2 separate regions of the Homo sapiens genome follow, and region 1 is linked to region 2. A link is an interaction called in ENCODE POLR2A ChIA-PET data of the cell type or tissue named here. Cell type or tissue: GM12878. All regions are shown on one strand. Links, peaks and the distances in the headings refer to the core of each region. The heading gives the core; the rest is flanking DNA. Region 1 overlaps MATR3 (matrin 3). Region 2 has its middle 23 kb from the start of SNHG4.

Region 1 (9,352 bases), core at 1,353-9,352, 76 kb before region 2:
GGCATGGCAGTTATGCACCTGTAGTCCCAGCTACCTGGGAGGCTGAGGCAGGAGAATTCAGCCAACATCATTCCACTGCACTCCAGCCTGGGCGACACAGTCTCAAAAAAAAAAATAAATAATAATAAATAAATAAATCTCTAGAGGTACTGATGCACACACACTATGGTTGGAAATTCATATTCTTGAATAACATTTCAAATGAACTTATTTTTGGAATACTCAAAGCAATATTACAGCTATCCAATTAAAGTCTTATAAAGGACACTCTCAGATCCCAAATTTACTAGCAATCGGTCAATAAAAAAGAACTGTAAAACAAACTCAAGGTACTTCTAGAAGTTTCATTCACTTTTGTAGGATAATGTAAGATTAAACTAAGGGCTGACATAGCCGTAGGAAAAATGTTCTTAAACTTTACAGCAAACATGAGTGGAAACATTCCTACTAAAAAGAGGTTTTCTCGTAATCGAAGGGCTGTTACAGATTTATCACTAACAGCTTATTATAATTTCTGATTTCTAAATGCTCTCAAATGTAGGTATTAAAAACATAGCATTCTTTCCTTCAACTTGCTAAATCCAACAAAGTTGAAGCTATGAAAAAGCCATCACTGAAAGGAAACACTGAAGAACTCCATTGTGCACATAATGCTTTATGTACCTGCTGTTAAAAATTGGAATTAAACAGAAGTGGGTAATTAGTAAAGGCTAAAATTAAATTGCAGAAGTAAACTGGCAAGGATTTTTTGTGCATGTCACATTAAAATCATCACCTACTTTTCAACGGGAGAGATCATAAAATTTAGCCAACTATTTGAAGTATCCTTTAATAAACTGGGGTCTGAACATTTGAAAGACAATGCCTATCCTGTTTTTGTAGATTTTTTTGAAATTAAAACTTTGTTTCTTGGCCAGGGATGGTGGCTCATGCCTACAGTCCCAGCACTTTGGGAGGCTGAAGCGAGCAGATCACTTGGGCCCAGGAATTCAAGATCAACCTGGGCAACATGGCAAAGCCCCATCTATACAAAAAAACCAAAAACTAGCCAGGTATAGTGGCATGAGCCTGTAGTCCCAGCTACTCAGGAGACTGAGGTAGGAGGGTCATTTGAGCCCAAAGGCTGAGGTTGCAGAGAACTGTGCCACTGCACTCCAGTCTGGGTGACAGAGTGAGACCCTGTGTCAGGGAAGAAAAAAAAATTGTTTACAACAGATAATCCAATATACCAAGAGTCTCTACGTAATTATTTTGAAAAGCTGCAGAACTAATTCTTGCTCATCCGTATTACTTCCAATTGTACTGTTAAGTCATCAATATCTCTAAACATAAGCTTCTGTTTGTTCACCTGTAGCATTTTTAATTCATAAGGTTTTTAAAAACCACAAATGGCCTCACTTTTAGTTATGTAACAGGAACAAGAAATCCACCAGCAACAACATTTTTAAAACTCAGATCTTTAGCGGCAGTCTTTAGAATTCACTCTAGATTTAAAAGTAATAAATTGTTAAAGCATGCACAAAGTTTAAGAGCGAATAAAAACCACAACTGACAAATACGTTGGTTAACATTCCAAACATGTATAACCAATTAACATGGCCTAGGGTTTTCTTTTTATTGGTATTCACTTCAGTAACTTGAATCCACAGATATAAGCAGTATATAACCAGAAAGTTACAAGTAAACACAAATTATACATGCAAATTTCTGTTCACAAAGGTCACATGTGCAGGTACATGAATTAGAAGCGTGCATCTAGGATTATGGCCAAACTGTTTTAAAAATGCAGAAATGTAAAATTACATCTTGAAAATATGAAGAGATGGTCTACACACTTCAAAAATCAAATGTTGCTTATACCAGAGATGTATGACAATCACGGGATTCAAGTGACAAGCAGTAAGATCTCAAAAATTAATACTGGTCAAAGATAACGGGAATATTTTTGCATTTCACTGAAAATACATTGACTACTAGAATACGAAATCTAGCAGGAACTCAGGGAAAAAAATTACAAAATCTAAAGCCAATTACTTAATATTTCTTATTACCTAAACAACAGCATGACATTAACAGAAAACTGCACCTGCATTTCAATTGCCAATCTCACGTTAATTAAGTTCTCCAAAAATGAAATGCAACCAAAACGGGTTCAAACTCCAAATGAAAGTCTGCAAGGCTCAGATTAAAACATGGAATGTTTCAGATGAAAGTAATAAAAACACTATTGGTTTTGTTCTTTATTGAATGGAATAAAATGTTGACATTTCTTTGAAACTTGGAACTACTAAATTTCATTTTTCCAAATGGTTCTACATTTTTTTCTTAGTGGTGCAAGTTGTCTTAAGTAGCTTAGGAAGTCAATCTCTACAAAGTACTTCTGTCTGTTGCCATTCTGATAAAACAAAAACTATTCATTAACTTAACCATATGTGTATTTTTTTTGCTATAACACTTAACACATGAACAGACATCTATTATTTCTCCACTAAAACAAAAGAGTACAATAGTTTTCTTCTAACTATCAGTATTGTATTTAAAAAAGGTTAACATTAAAAACAAAGAACCATTATTTTCTTTGAAATCATTAAATCTCCTTGCACATCTTAAGTTTCCTTCTTCTGTCTGCGTTCTTCTGCCAATTTATTCAGAAATTTCTATAAAGAAAGAGAATTACAGCCATTAAGTCACCTAAGAGAAATGCAGCAAAATGGATTAATTCCAAAATCAAATATCCTATATCCAAGTTTAGGGACTTAAACTATAATTTTGTCAATATTTTCAACAATTAGTTAATCCTCATTAGCACACAAAAACTTTCAGGACATTACAATAAGGCACGGGGAAAAAATGGTAAAAGGTATAAAATGGGTATTTCAAATGTTATAATTAACCCTAATTTTTAGAGATGAGAAAACAAAGACCACAGTCACACTGAACTGACACTATTCAAGAACTATGGGTTTAAATGACATGCACTTTTATTCTTTTTTTTTTGAGGGAGAGTTTTGCTCTGTTGCCCAGGCTGGAGTGCAGTGTCGTGATCTCGGCTAACTGCAACCTCCACCTCCCAGGTTCAAGTGATTCTCCTGCCTCAGCCTCCCAAGCAGCTGGGATTACAGGCACCCGCCACCAAGCCCAGTTAATTTTTTTGTACTTTTGGTAGAGACGGGGTTTTCACCGTGTTGGCCAGGCTGGTCTCAAACTCCTGATCTCAGGTGATCTGCCTGTCCCCGCCTCCCAAAGTGCTGGGATTACAGGCAAGAGCTATCACATCTGGCCTCAATGCACTACTCATTAAATCACCTGAACAAACATTTTCTTGCAAGGCCAGCAGTAAATATTTTAGACTCATTGGGCCATTCAGTCTTTGTTACAACTACTCAATCCTGCACTCAATTATAAACTAAAACAACTATAGATGACACTTAAATGATTATGGCTGTGGGTTCTAATAAAACCTTACAAAAACAGATGACTGAGCCACGAGTGTAGCTTGCTGACCCCTGCCATTAAACCTGTGACTGCTAGAGTTTCTAGACACGGGAGCTCCATTAAGACACTAATGAAAGTACAAAAGACATATTAAAAAATCTAACCTAAAATGTCCAAAGCTTCTTTCCATCTCATTGGAATTTCAACTTTATATAGTTAATGCAAAATAGTAAGAATTAAAAGCCATTATATCTTTTAAAGAAAAACAACAACAACAAAAAATCACCCCACAAACATCCAGTTAGGAAAGTATCAATTTACCATTAGCAAGTTACTGTAATGCTTAACAGTTTCTTGATGAAGGTGACAAAGTTTTTTTTTTTTTTTTAATAAAAGGAAATAATAGGCCGGGCATGATGGCTCACGCCTGTAATCCCAGCACTTTGGGAGGCTGAGGCAGGCGATCACCTGAGGTCAGAAGTTCAAGACCAGCCTGGCTAACATGGTGAAACCCCGTTTCTACTAAAAATACAAAAAATTAGCCAGGCGAAGTGGCACACGCCTGTAATACCAGCTACTCGGGAGCCTGAGGCAGGAGAATTGCTTGAACCCGGGACGCAGAGGTTGCAGTGAGCTGAGATTGTGCCATTGCACTCCAGCTTGGGGAACAAGAGCAAAATTCTGTCTCAAATAAAAAAAAAATAAATAAAATATAAGGAAATAATAAAAGGAGCCACAAGAAGCACCTAGCAATCTTTTATATTATTTCCATATTCTTCTCGACAATACATATAGTTTTTGACCCCAAACAGCTTAAAATCAAAGCAGATAAAAATATTTGTACCAGGGCGGGCACTATGGCTCAGGCCTGTAATCCCAGCATTTTGGGAGGCTGAGGTGGGAGGATCATCTGAAGCTGGGAGTTCAAGACCAGTCTGACCAACATGGAGAAACCCCATTTCCACTAAAAATACAAAATTAGCTGGGCATGGTGGCGCATGCCTGTAATCCCAGATACTCAGGAGGCTGAGGCAAGAGAATGGCTTGAACCTGGGAGGCGGGGGTTGGGGTGAGCCAAAATCGCGCCATTGCACTTCAGCCTTGGGCAACAAGAGCAAAACTGTCTCAAAAAAATAAAATAAAATAATTTGTACTACATTGCTGCTACCATTGCAAATAGCCACAATTCTTTCTTCATATACAGGATGGTAAAAGACATATAGGTGGCAAAGAGCAGTTACATTTAAAAAAAAAAAAAAAAACAGAAGTGACACACAGCCAAGAACTTGAATTATTTCCAAAATTAAAGATTACATTCATCCATTTAGTCAACAGAGAACATATCTAATGACTGAGTAACTATAGTTAACTTATTATAAAGCAGTGTGAAAAACCAAGGTATCTATAATTGACTTGTTTAGCAACTACTTTTAAGTTTCAGTCACTATTTCAATAGGTAGTCCAAAGAAGCTGATAATTACAAAAACAAATTTCAATATATCTCAATAGGAATTATTCTTTAGTGATGTTGTGGTTTATGTATTTATGCTTTTGATCTTTATATACTTTTGGTCATAAAAATAACTGAAGTGTCAATAATAATGTCAATATTAAAAATTATTTTAATATGAATGGTCATGCCACTTTTAGTATTCAGACTCCCAGCATCTTTCAAATTAGAGAAAGTACAGCCCAACAACAATCTGAGAATACTTGAATAAGTTTAATTCTACCACAGAATTTATAATATGGTTAGAAAACACTAAATTGTTATGTAGCAAGGGTAAACTATGACAAGAGGTTCAACAGATGTTTTGATAACCCATCAATAAAGAAAGAAAAGGCCAGGCGCGGTGGCTCATGCCTGTAATCCCAGCACTTTGGGAGGCTGAGGTGGGTGGATCACCTGAGGTCAGGAGTTCAAGACCAGCCAGGCTAGCCAACATGGTGAAACCCCATTTCTACTAAAAATACAAAAATTAGCTGGGTGTGGTGGTGCATGCCTGTAATCTCAGCTACTTGGGAGGCTGAGGCAGGAAAATTGCTTGAACCCAGGAGGTAGAGGTTGCAGTGAGCCAAGATTGCACCATTGCAATCCAACCTGGGCAACAAGAGAGAAACTGTCTTTAAAAAAAAAAAAAAAAGTAAATAAAAAGTTATCTTCAGGAGAAAGCACTGCACTGAGTCTAGAGAGAACACTATACACATTTTACTTATATACCCCACTTATTTCCATAACTTGTTAAGTTTTCACAAAAGAACTGTTTTACATTCAACCTTACCTTTAATTTCTGATAATGAGGAAGGCTGCTGCAATGAGTATTCTTTGCAACTTCTTCATTTGTATAAAAGAGTGAACACAGCTTACAGTAAAACCCTGTTTTAGGTATCACATAGTCTATACCTAGAAATACAAACATACATTCTTACAAATTAAACTGAAGATTTTATTTAGTATTCACAATTTCACCTGTCAACATAATTTAAATGAAACAACATGTTTTTGAGAAGTCCAATACAGCCTAAGATAAAAAACAAAAACCGAACCATATTTTGCTTTTACCTAATTGATGTTTGAGGTCTCACCTAACTGTATTCTTAAAAAAAGAAATATAATACAGAAAAACAACACAGAAAAGCAAAACAAAAGCGTGTAACTTGCAAGAAATTTTACGAAAAAAGGGAACACATTGTGGAATAACAACAGAAAATAATACAAAATCAGAGACATGCATGAGAGGAAAATATATCAATTAAGATTTATAAATTGTTCCCCATAGAAACAAAGCAAATTTAAAATGCTATCACAGCTTATGTAAGACCAACTTTAAAATCTTATTTTAAAACCTAAGAGTTTGTTTTGAGGAGAGTGAGGAAGGTGAAGAACAAAGACTTAAATCTCACCAACAGGAACATTGGGCTGATATGGTCCAATTCTATACTCATCTGGGATTGTATAGTCGTCCTTGTTCTCATCACTTTGACCATCTGCGTTTTCACTTGTATCTTTGTTGGGATCATCAGCGTTCTCAGAAGATTCAGCACCTGGTTCTGTGTTTTCCTCATTTTTAATTCCATTTTCCAACGCTGCTTCGTTTTCTTGATCAAGTTCCTCGATCTTGTCCACCTTAATTTCAACCAAACCATCATCATTTTTGTCACCAGATTTAAATGCCATGCCCGATTTACGAAGTTTCTGAAGTTCCGAATCTTCCTCATCACCAACCTCATCTAGAGTGACAAAACCTTCCATACTCCCTGGAAAACGACGCTGTTAAGAAAGACAAATTTACTCTGCAACAATTATCCTGCAGCATCCCTTCTGTCTGCTTTACTTGAAGGGAAACGGATAGCGTCTTTGCCTTTTTTTTTTTGAGACGGAGTCTTGCTCTGTCGACCAGGCTGGGGTGCAGTGGCGCGATCTCGGCTCACTGCAACCTCCGCCTCCCTGGTTCACGCCATTCTCCTGCCTCAGCCTCCCGAGTAGCTGGGACTACAGGCGCACGCCACCACGCCCGGCTAATTTTTTTTGTAATTTTAGTAGAGACGGGGTTTCACTGTGTTAGCCAGGATGGTCTCGATCTCCTGACCTCGTGATCCACCCACCTCGGCCTCCCAAAGTGCTAGGATTACAGGCGTGAGCCACCGTGCCCGGCCGCGTCTTTGTCTTTATTCATTGGCTCAAAATAGTAACTTCTTCCTTTCTTCCAAAAAATTACTGATAATTTGAAAAATAATTTAGCTTATTTTAAAACTAAAAAATGGAAGGTCTGCCTCACACAAAGAGCAGAAGTTAAATGAGATAGGAATATTCATATTTTATCTTTTCTGAGACTACAATGCTGCTAGGCAATGTGTAAAAAACTTGATTTGGTAAAAGTTGAGCAATATCCTTTGTAAGACAGTATACTGCAAATACCTACTCTTTAGAGCAAATACTCAAACAGTGTAATGGCTAAAAAACCAAGCTCTGGGCCAGGCATGGTGGCTCACACCTGTAATTCCAGCACTTTGGGAGGCTGAGGTGGGCGGATCACCCTGAGATCTCAGGAGTTCAATACCAGCCAGGCCAACATGGCGAAACCTCGTTTCTACTAAAAATACAAGAATTAGCCTCGTGTGGTGGTGGACACCTGTAATCCCAGCTACTTGGGAGGCTGAGGCAGCAGAACTTGAACCTGGGAGGTGGAGGTTGCAGTTAGCTGAGATCACACCACCGCACTCCAGCCTGGGCAACAGAGCAAGACTCCGTCTCCAAAAAAAAAAAAAAAAAAAACAATCATGCTCTGAAGAATGACTGCCCAAGTTTAAATTTTGGCTCTGTGTCTTATAAGCAGTATGGGATTATTTAACTTCTCCATATTTCAATTTTCCTCATTTATGGACTGGAGATCACAGTATGAGATGCATATGGTTACTGTGAGGATTAAATTAATAAATTTAAACTTAGAAAAACGTATGGCATTAAATGCCATAAACATCAGTAATTATTAGCATTTACAAATGTAAACATAATGATCAGCTCTAGTGAGAAAAATTAATGAAGTTATTTGACCAAGCCATCAAATAAAAACTGAGGTAAATATTGGTTTTGAGTTGAATGTTGCATAAAAGGAACCAATGGAATATGGAATAGGATGGCAAAAATCTCATTTCGCTCTACTTTTTTTTTTTCTTGAGACAGTCTTGCTCTTGTCACCCAGGCTGGAGTACAGTGATGTGATCTTGGCTAACTGCAACTTCTGCCTCCCAGATTCAAGCAATTCTCCTGTCTCAGCCTTCCAAGTAGCTGCTACAGGTATGTGCCACCACGCCCGGCTAATTTTCATATTTTTAGTAGAGACGGGGTTTCACCATGTTGGTCTTGAACTCCTGGCCTCAACTGATCTGCTGGGCCTCCCAAAGTGCTGGGATTACAGGCGTGAGCCACTGGGCCCGCCTGACTCCGACATTTTATGAGCCATTTAACATAAAAAGTTTGCCTCAAAGGCATTTTAATGCCCTACTCCTTAAGCTAGGCAGTCAGCTCAATGTGGGTCCTTTGTTTACTCTTCTTTATAGCATGTGTGTATTTTTATATTTATATTCACTTTATACATGGCTTCTAAATGACTTACTTGTTCAAATAAAATTGTTTTAAAGGATACTAAGGTATCTGACCAGGCCAACATTTCTCAAATAGGAAAAATTATTCAATAATTTTTGAATGAGTGGCAAAAGTTTTAACTATGTTGGGTCAGTTAACTTACTGCAAACTCACGTCCTGTATTTTTTTTTTCAAAGCTACACTATAAGGCTGCCTACCTATATGCTACCACTACACCACTACAATACAGAAGCACATATATTTTGAGTCTTTCTCCCTCATTTTTACTGAAAAGTTTCCTCTTTGAGCTGATGTTTTTTGCCAACTATAATAAAATGTCTTATTTAATTATTTATTGCAGAGTTTAGATTTAAATGTTTATATTCTGGTTCATATCTGATTTATTTTCTGATTTAAATCATATAATTCTATCTGATCCTGCTTAGGTAAATAACTTGAAATACTGATCTGATCTAATGTTCTATTAAAACAAATCAATGTATCTTTCTTTACCTTTTTAAGCTTTTTCTTTGCTGCTGCTGAAGCACTTCCATCTTTTTTCACAGCTTTATCTGATGGTTCCTTTTTCCCATCAGAAGCCACATCACCTAAATTAGCAAGATCGGTCTCGTCTCCCACTGAACTGCCACTTTCTAGCAGTGCTGCTGCTTCTTCTTCATCTACAAGTAGCTCATCTTCAGATTCAAGAAGCATATTAGGTTCCTGCTCTGTCTGGTCATCCTTTGTGTCTTTCTCACCATCTTCACCGGACTTCTCTTCTTGTTCTTTACCTTCGGTTGAACTCTCAGTCTTCTGGGAACCATCAGTTTT
Region 2 (9,595 bases), core at 1,052-9,051:
AAAGACGTCAGTGGCCGGGCATGGTGGCTCATGCCTGTAATCCCGGCACTTTGGGAGGCCGAGGCGGGTGGATCACCTGAGGTCAGGAGTTCGAGACCAGCCTGGCCAACATGGCGAAACCCTGTCTCTACTAAAAATAAAATTAAAAAAAATTAGCCGGGTGTGGTGGTGGGCACCTGTAATCCCAGCTACATGGGAGGCTGACGCGGAATTGCTTGAACCCGGGAGGCAGAGGTTGCAGTGAGCCAAGATCGCGCCATTGCACTCCAGCCTAGGCAACAAGAGCAAAACTCTGTCTAAAAAAAAAAAAAGACGCCGGGCGCGGTGGCTCACGCCTGTAATCCCAGCACTTTGGGAGGCCGAGGCGGGCGGATCATGAGGTCAGGAGATCGAGACCATCCTGACCAACATGGTGATAACCCCATCTCTATTAAAAATACAAAAATTAGCTGGGTGTGGCGGTGGGTGCCTGTAATCCCAGCTACTCGGGAGGCTGAGCCAGGAAAATGGCTTGAACCCAGGAGGTGGAGGTTACAGTAAGCCAAGATCATGCCACTGCACTCCAGCCTGGTGACAGAGGAAGACTCTGTCTCAAAAAAAAAAAAAAAAAAAAAGATGTCAGCTAGGATCACAATTATCTGAAGGCTTAACTAGAGCTGGAGGGATCTGCTCCCAAGACAGCTCATTCATATGGCTGTGGCTGGAGGCCTCAGTTGCTCACCATGTGGACCTCCCCACAGGACTGTTTGAGTGTACTTATGACATGGCAGCATGTTCTCCAAGAAGGAGGGCAAGGAGGAAGCCACAATGCATTTTCTTTAACTTTTCATTTTGGAATAAATTCAGATTCACAGACAAGTTGCAAAGATAGTATACTGAGTTTCTATAGTCCCATGTACATTTCACCCAGCTTTCCTCTAATGTTAATATCTTACATAACCATAGTACATTTGCCAAAACTAATAAATTAACACTGGGGGCCGGGCGTGGTAGCTCACGCCTGTAATCCCAGTACTTTGGGAGGCCGAGGCTGGCGGATCACGAGGTCAGGAGATTGAGACCATCTTGGCCAACATGGTGAAACCCCGTCTCTACTAAAAATATAAGAATTAGCTAGATGTGGTGGCGCATGCCTGTAATCCCAGCTACTCGGGAGGCTGAGGCAGGAGAATCACTTGAACCTGGGCAGCAGAGGCTGCAGTGAGCAGAAATTGCTACACTGCACTCCGGCCCGGGTAACAGAGCGAGACCCTGCCTCAAAAAAAAAAAAAAAAAAAAAAATTGGTACATTACTGTTAACGAAACTTTTTTCAGATTTCACCAGTTTTTCAATTAATGTTCTTTTTCTGTTCTAAGATCCCATCTAGGATATTATGTTGAATTTAGTCATCATGTTTCTGTAGTCTCCTTCAATCTGTGACAGTTTCTCAGTTCATCTTTTTTGTGACCTTCACAATTTTGAAGAGTACTGATCAGATCTTTTGTAGAACATCCCTCAATTTGGGTTTGTCTGATGCTTTCTCATGAGCAGACTGGGGTAGGCATAATGCCTTTTATTACTTTGTCTTAGAAGTCACACACCATTACTTCCATTCCATTCTTTAGAAAGGCGTCAGTAAGTACATATAACAGTTAAGGGGAGTGGAGTTAGTTCTAGCTCTTGAAGGAAGGAATATCAAAGAATTTGTGGGCATATTTTATGTGCTTATTTTTGAGGGTCACACTGTAGGCTTTATTTATTTATTTATTTTGGGGGGTCACCTAGGCTGGAGTACAGTGGCATGAACACAGTTCACTGCAGCCTCAACCTCCTGGGCTCAAGTGATTCTCCCATCTCAGCCTCCCGAGTAGTTGGGACTACAGACATACGCCACCATGCCTGGCTAATTTTTATATATATATTTTGTAGAGATGGGGTTTTGCTATGTTGCCCAGGCTGGTCTCGAACTCCTGGGCTGAAGTGATCTGCCCACCTTGGCCTCCCAAAGTGCTGGGATTACAGGCATAAGCCACCACTCTTGGCCTTTGTGGGCATATTTTAAAAACACCACGAAAGGGTCAAGGAAGACCTCCCTAACGAAGTGACATTTGAACAAAGACTTGAAATAAGGAAAGGAGCAAACTGTGGGGGTATCATGGGTAAAGCTTTGTAGACACAGGGGACAGCCAGTGCAAAGGACCTGAGGCAGGAGTGTGAGTAGCAATGTTTGAGGAATAGTCAGAAATCCCATGTGGCTTGCCAGAGACAGCAAGGGGGAAGAGTGTTAGGGCATGAGGTCAAAGTTTGTGGATTGAGAGTAAGGAAGTTAATGTGGGGCTTTGTAGGACATGGTAAGGAATTTGGATTTTACGTAGGGTGAAATGGGGAGCCATTGAAGGGCTTTGAGCAGAGGAGAGAACTGATTTTATTTTATTTATTTATTTATTTATTTATTTATTTTGAGATGGGGGCCTCACTCTGTCACCCAGACTGGAGTGCAGTGGTGCAATCTCAGCTCACTGCAACCTCCACCTCCTGGGTCCAAGCGATTCTCCTGCCTCAGCCTCCCAAGTAGCTGGGATTACAGGCACAAGCCACCATACCCGGCTAATTTTTTGTATTTTTAGTAGAGACGGAGTTTCACCATGTTGGCCAGGCTGGTCTCAAACTCCTGACCTCAAGTGATCCACCCGCCTTGGCTTCCCAACGTGCTGGGATTACAGGCGTGAGCCACCGCACCCAGTCAAGACATGATTTTAAAAAGATCACTTGGCCGGGCCTGGTGACTCACGCCTGTAATCCCAGCACTTTGAAAGGCTGAGGCAGGCGGATCACCTGAGGTCTCCAGCCTGGCCAACATGGTAGAACCCTGTCTCTACTAAAAATACAGAAAAATTAGCCAGGCCTCGTGGCGGACACCTGTAATCCCAGCTACTTGAGAGTCTGAGGCATGAGAATTGCTTGAACCCGGGAGGTGGAGGTTGCAGTGAGCCAAGATCGTGCCACTGCACCCCACCCTGGGTGATGGAGCAAGACTCCGTCTCAAAAAAAATAAAAAATAAAAAATAAAAGGATCACTCTGGTTGCTGTATGAATAGACTATAGGTGGCAAGAGTGGAAGCTGCATGTCAGATGAGGAAAAACGCAGTGTTCCTTCAGCAGGAGGCTCTTTCCATAGTCCAGGTGAGAGATAATGGTTATTATCTAATTTAATCTCTAACTAAAGGGCCATTATGAAGATTAAATAAGACAACACATTTAGGGTGCCTGATGCATAGTGGGTGCTTAGTACAATAGAGCAAGGAGCAGCGTTTCAAGAGGAGGAAATGAAAATCTCTGGGTTTGAACATTATTCTTTTATGCTCAGTATGTGGCTTGGCTCAGGGCTTATAAGGAAGAGAAAACTCATTTCTTGACTTTGAGGTGCTGAGTTGGGTGGGTTGGACATTCCTGCAAGAAATAATTCCAACATGACGGGCTAAGTTCTACAGCTGGTTCAGCATAGGGATTCTGAGGGTGCTGGGAGGAATGCCTGATTTGGGCAAAGTACCAAAGAGGAGACTTAGTGTTAGCTAAACAGAGAAGAGAGAAAGGGACTGTTAGGCAGAAAGTACAGCATTCTCAAAAGCCCAGAGGTGTTTCTGTGCCCACTTTAACAGCAACCATCCTTCTGTGAGGCTCGGAGGAGGTGGCTGAGCCAGGTCAAACTCAGAGCTGTCTGAATTTCAAGACCTACATTTCCATCTACCCCGACACACTGCTGGTCCTATGTGACAAGCCCCTCCTGCACTTAACTCATGGTCTTGCTGGTTATACCCCCAGCAGACCCTGCCATGCAGTGGATTGAGGAGTTCTCAAAATGCTGAGGCCTTTTATCCTCAAACTAGTATTACTGTAACACTAAATAGCACCTACAGAGGGAGAGGAAATTGTTCTGTTGGGGTATGGGGCTCCTGTGGCCAAGGCTTTGGCAAGCCTCTGGCTACAGGGGAAATGTGAGTGCTGTGGTCCTGAGGCCCCTCTCCCACAGACTCACCAGCACTGATTCAAAAAACCCTGCAAAATACTCCGCCCATTTTACAGATGGAGAAAAGTGCCCTCTGCCGGCAGAAGACTTTGGCGTGAAAATGAACTTCCTCTTGGCCTTGGAAATCACCAGTTACAATTCAGCTGGGTGAGCTTCCCTCCAGAGAGGCATGGGAAAGAGAAACAAAGAAGCAGGAAAGCCAAAAGGACAACAGAGAGCTAGAAAAACTGAGGATAACACTATTAGAGGATGCAGAATGAATCGGGGCAGGAAGGGGCAGAATGTCTGAGGAAAGTTATTTAAAAAAAAAAAGAAAACAGCTGAAAAGTAATAAGGAGAAAATGCATTTCTCTGAAATAAATGCCAGCTGATCATTGTCCCCTCTGTTTCTAGAGAGCGATATAGCAGCTTCAGCATCTGCACTCAGTTCACTCTCACTGGCACCCCGCGGGAGAGGCAGGGCGGCGATGGCTCCCCATGAGCTTCTCGTCCTTCCATTCCTTCATTCCTTAAACAGATATTTATTAAGAACTGACTTTGGTGCCGGGCGCGGTGGCTCACGCCTGTAATCCCAGCACTTTGGGAGGCCGAGGCGGGTGAATCATGAGGTCAGGAGATCGAGACCATCCTGGCTAACAAGGTGAAACCCCGTCTCTACTAAAAATACAAAAAAAAAAAATTAGCCGGGCGCGGTGGCGGGCGCCTGTAGTCCCAGCTACTCGGGAGGCTGAGGCAGGAGAATGGCGTGAACCCGGGAAGCGGAGCTTGCAGTGAGCCGAGATTGCGTCACTGCAGTCCGCAGTCCGGCCTGGGTGACAGAGCGAGACTCCGTCTCAAAAAAAAAAAAAAAAAAAAAAAAAAAAAAAAAAAAAAAAGAACTGACTTTGGGTCAGAGACTGTTCAAGGTGCTGGGGTTATAATTTTTTTTTTTTTTTGAGACAGGGTCTCACTCTGTTGCCCAGGCTGGAGTGCAGTGGTGCAATCTCAGCTCACTGCAACCTCCGCCTCCCGGGTTCAAGCCATTCTCATGCCTTAGCCTCCCAAGTAGCTGGGATTACAGGCATGTGCCACCATCCCTGGCTAATTTTTGTATTTTTAGTAGAGACGAGGTTTCCGCTAGGTTGACCAGGCTGGTCTCCAACTCCTGACCTCAAGTGATCCACCTGCCATGACCTCTCAAAGTGCTGGGATTACAGGTGTGAGCCACTGCGCCCGGCCTGGTGCTGGGGATATAATTGTGAGCAGGCAATAAACAGGTAAGTGAGTTAATAAACCCATTTTAGACAGCAGCACATACAATGAAGAAAATGAAACAGTAAAACGATGGGATGTGTCCAGGAGGCTGCCTCCCAACTAAGGTGTTCTCACCTGGGCAACGACAGCAGTTAACAGGACCTTCCTCACCAGGTCACCGTGAGGATTGTAGGACTTAATGGATGTAAGCGCTGAGCACAGTGCCTGGCAGACAGCGACTCTCATCATTATTATCCTAGTGCAGGCAGGGTCCATTTCTTAGAGGGTGTTTTGTTACCATTGTTGGACTGTGTGCTCTTTGAAGGAAAGGACTATTGTGTATATTGTTTTCTGTTGAAAAGACAACCCCACAGCACAATTTCTGGCATATAATCAGTAAATATTTGTTGGATAAGTAAGCAAATTCCACCCCCTCGCCTTTTTTTATTTTTATTTTTTGAAATGCAGTCTTGCTCTGTCGCCCAGGCTGCAGTACAGTAGCACAACCTTGGCTCACTGCAACCTCTGCCTCCTGGGTTCAAGCAATTATCCTACCTCAGCCTCCAAAGTAGCTGGGATTACAGGCATGCACCAACATGCCTCGCTAATTTTTGTTTGTTTGTTTGTTTGTTTTTTAGTAGAGATGGCATTTCACCATGTTGGCCAGGCTGGTCTCAAACTCCTGACCTCAAGTGATCCACCCACCTCCGCCTCCCAAAGTGCTGGGATTACAGGCATGAGCCACCACACCCGACCACAAATTCTCAGTTCACCAATAGAGAAACCAAGGCCCACTGGGCACAGTGGCTCACACATGTAATCCCAACAGTTTGAGAGGCCAAAGTGGGCAGCTCTCTTGAGCTGAGGAGTTCAAGACCAGCCTGAGCAACATGGTGGAACCCCCATCTCTACAAAAAATACAAAAAATTAGCCGGGCATGGTGGCACACACCTGTATTTCCAGCTACTCAGGAGGCTAAGGTAGGAGGATGGTTTGAGCCTGAGAGGCAGAAGGTTGCAGTGAGCCAGGATTGTGCCACTGCACTCCAGCCTGGACAACAGAGCTAGACCCTGTCTCAAAAAAAAAAAAAAAAAAGAAAAGAAAAAAAGCGAGAAACCAAGAACCAAGGCTGAGAGTTTTGAGGATTAAAACCATCCAGCTAAGTTAGTGGCAGAACCTAAACCTCTGGATGAGAAGGATCCAGACCCAGGGATTGGTAGAGCTCAGTCCTGATGGCTCTAGAGCCCATGTGCTCTCTGGATAAAGGTTGATGGAGAATGGTGGGATGTGGCTGGAAGAGATCCAGAGAGGCTTTTGATCCCACCTCAAAAGTGGGCTTAAAAGGACCCCTGTGCCCTGTGACTCTCCTTATTCTCCCAATCTCTCTTGACCAACTACAAAGACAAGAAGAGCTTGGCACCCGCCAAAAAGACATCTGAATCTTGCTCATTCTTGCAGCCAAGGGCTATTCCCCAGCAGCAAGCCACATTTCCTGCAGAATCATCCATTTCTTTCACCCTTGGCTACTGAGTTTTCCTTTCTTCTTTCTTTTTCTTTTTCTTTTTTTTTTTCCTTTGAGACGGAGTCTTGCTCTTGTTGCCCAGGCTAGAGTACAATGGCGCGATCTCGGCTCACCGCAACCTCCACCTCCCAGGTTCAAGTGATTCTCCTGCCTCAGCCTCCCAAGTAGCTGGGATTACAGGCATGCACCACCACACCCGGCTAATTTTGTATTTTTAGTAGAGATGGGTTTTCACCATGTTGATCAGGCTGGTCTCGAACTCCCAACCTCAGGTGATCTGCTTGCCTCAGCCTCCCAAAGTGCTGGGATTACAGGCGTGAGCCACCGCATCTGGCCCAGCTTTCCTTTTTCCTGTCCTTTCCTTCTGCCCCCCTTGCCTAAAGCTTTCCCTTTCGGAGCCCTGTCTCTTCCCCTCTCATTCATTCCTCTTGTTCCAGATCTCTGATCTTTATATACCTCCCCTTCTCCTTTCCCTCCTTCCCTCCCTCCATAAAGCAATAGCCTTGCTCTTTCCTCCCTAGATTGAAGGGCAGTAGTGTAGTAAAACAAATCGCTATCAACAAAAGTACATTTCCACAGTATTCATCCCCATGCCTCTGAGAAGATTTATCAGGGTCTCTCACCCTGCACTGTTATGTAAATATAATCTAACAGAAATATGATATCTAAGGAGTCTGAGGATAAAGTCTCCATAAAAACTATCAATTACTCACTGTGGCTTGGGTTTGGTTAACTCACTCACTGCCTTGCCTGGCTCCTGCCTTTCCCCATCTTGGGGGACAACTTGACAGGTGGTGACAGCTTATAAAAGATGCTTTCTGCTTCCTTGGGCCCTAGGAGGTCATCTGGAGGATCAAATGTTTGCAAAGTGCTTGAGAAATTATAAAGTGCTACATAATTCAAGGGTATCATTATTTCTATTGTCATGTGGGCTGTCTCTATGCCTCTTTGATTTGACAGATGTCTGCTCTGCCTGCAAGCCTCAGCTAACCCCATGCTTGGGTATCTATAGCCTCCTTTTGCCTGCCTGCACCTATAAGCATTACTATCTGATTTCCCTCTTTCTAGGTAGTCCCTGGGAACCCTGGAATCACATTGATGTCTGTTTGTCCTAATAGTTGAATAGGAAGATAAGCTGTTGATGGGGCTGAGAATCCTCTGAGTAGCCCTCCACATTTCCACCCCGGAGAGTGGGGCAGGTATAGAAAGGGACGGAGAACTAGAAGGGAGGCTAGAGTTGAAGCCAGACCCCAGAGCAGCTGTGCCAAGGGCCTCAAGATTGCATGTGCTGCCCTAGATTACTCAGGGGGCTGTGCTCAAAGAGGCCTACACTGCCCTCTGTTCCCAAGACAGGAAGAGGAGCCTGGCAGTTAAAGGCCCAGGATGTGAGTCCTGGGTTTAAGCCCCAGTTCTGCTACTTTTCTCTTTTTTTTTTTTTTGAGACGGAGTCTCGCTCTGTCACCCAGGCTGGAGTGCAGTGGCGAGATCTCGGCTCACTGCAAGCTCCGCCTCCCGGGTTCACGCCATTCTCCTGCCTCAGCCTCCTGAGTAGCTAGGACTACAGGCGCCCGCCACTGCGCCCGGCTAATTTTTTTGTATTTTTAGTAGAGACGGGGTTTCACCGTGTTAGCCAGGATGGTCTCGATCTCCTGACCTTGTGATCCGCCCATCTCGGCCTCCCAAAGTGCTGGGATTACAGGCGTGAGCCACCGCGCCCGGCCGAGCTCTTCTACTTTTCACATTTCCTCTCACTTTTCTTATTTGCCAGATGCCGGTGATAATGGTATCTGTATTAGAGTTGTTGTAAGGAATAAATGAGACAGACTTGTGAAGACCTTAGCATGGAGCAAAACCATTTTGTTGTTTTAAGCGTCAATCAGAATGCTTTCTAGATCATGTGCCTTGCCGGTCAAAGATCTGGCCATGAGGGTACAGAACTTGCCTGGTCACCTTTCCTAGGAAAGGGCCCTTAGATGTGGGTTGTGTCCATTCCCCCTTGGGATCAGGCTGCTTTAACCCAGCAGCCCCTAGGGGCTGCAGTTTAGGTACTGTAGGAGGCAATAGAAAGGCAAGAAGAGATTGGGGGAGGTGGGTGTCTCTTATGTAGAAATGTCAAGAGTCAGAGCTGAAAGTGAGGGAGGTGGCGGGGGTGGGGGGAGGAAGGAAGAATATAGGATGTCTCTAAGCTGCCAGAATCCGGATGGGGCTGCAACTCTGGGGCCCTGGCACTTCCTGCCACCCCCAGTCTTGGGAATGAGTCACTAGAGGGAGGAGTGCTGGAGCCATCATGCTCGGCCCACAGAGCATCGGGTTCTGTTCCCCAAAAGAGGACTGGTGGGAGGCAGAGGGAGATCCAGAGCTTAGGGGCCAAGGGGAGCTAGTCCAGGGGAGAGGGCAGGAATTCCTAGGGCTCAGTTCACCTATTGCAAGGCCAGGGAGGCAGGCCTTATCTTCTACCTCCTGTGCCAGCTTCATTCCCCATCCTGGCCATGAAAAATCAACCTACAATTTCTCTTCTGATTTCTGCCTCTGCCTGTCCTGAGTAAACTCTATCCAGTTTTCTCCAGAGAGGGCTGTTTCATATCCTTCTGGTTACCCATAGTAGGGGAGGGGACAAGGGTCTACTCTGCCCTTTTCCACCTGGCTGACTCTTAAAGTCTCCTCCCCTTTCAAAGCCTTTCTCTCTGCTTCTGAACAACCTGCCCATGACTCTGTTTTGGCCCTTAGCTTATTTATGGGGATTTTTATTCCAGAAATGCCTTATACCTCAGCCTTCCAGCTTCTTAGTCAGGGTCTTCCTTATGTCCTTAGAACACAGCCAAATGTTAGGCAT

The links. ChIA-PET counts read pairs that join two places held together with the same protein. Peaks named below come from ENCODE experiments on the same cell type or tissue, not always from the same donor. Only the 100,000 strongest peaks of a DNase experiment are listed, where the experiment ranks them.
Region 1: POLR2A ChIA-PET joins it to region 2 with 14 read pairs; 3 of 35 experiments call an interaction of 5 or more read pairs at or near these places.

The regions. Positions count from the first base shown.
Region 1 is chr5:139,322,650-139,332,001 of GRCh38, reverse strand. It overlaps MATR3 (matrin 3), which reads right to left. Exons shown (of 15, transcript NM_018834.6): 12 at 9,035-9,352; 13 at 6,340-6,562; 14 at 5,718-5,839; 15 at 325-2,657. The coding sequence ends at 2,607. Among named protein-coding and RNA genes, the nearest start is that of PAIP2, 15 kb to the left of the region's middle. RefSeq lists an enhancer at 8,725-9,352. In GM12878, for the core only: no CTCF peak of the experiment used is centred there; no DNase peak of the experiment used is centred there.
Region 2 is chr5:139,245,915-139,255,509 of GRCh38, reverse strand. No RefSeq gene overlaps it. Among named protein-coding and RNA genes, the nearest start is that of SNHG4, 23 kb to the left of the region's middle. In GM12878, for the core only: a CTCF peak has its summit at 4,086 (motif pointing left); DNase peaks (open chromatin) are centred at 3,359 and 4,149; H3K27ac peaks cover 865 bases.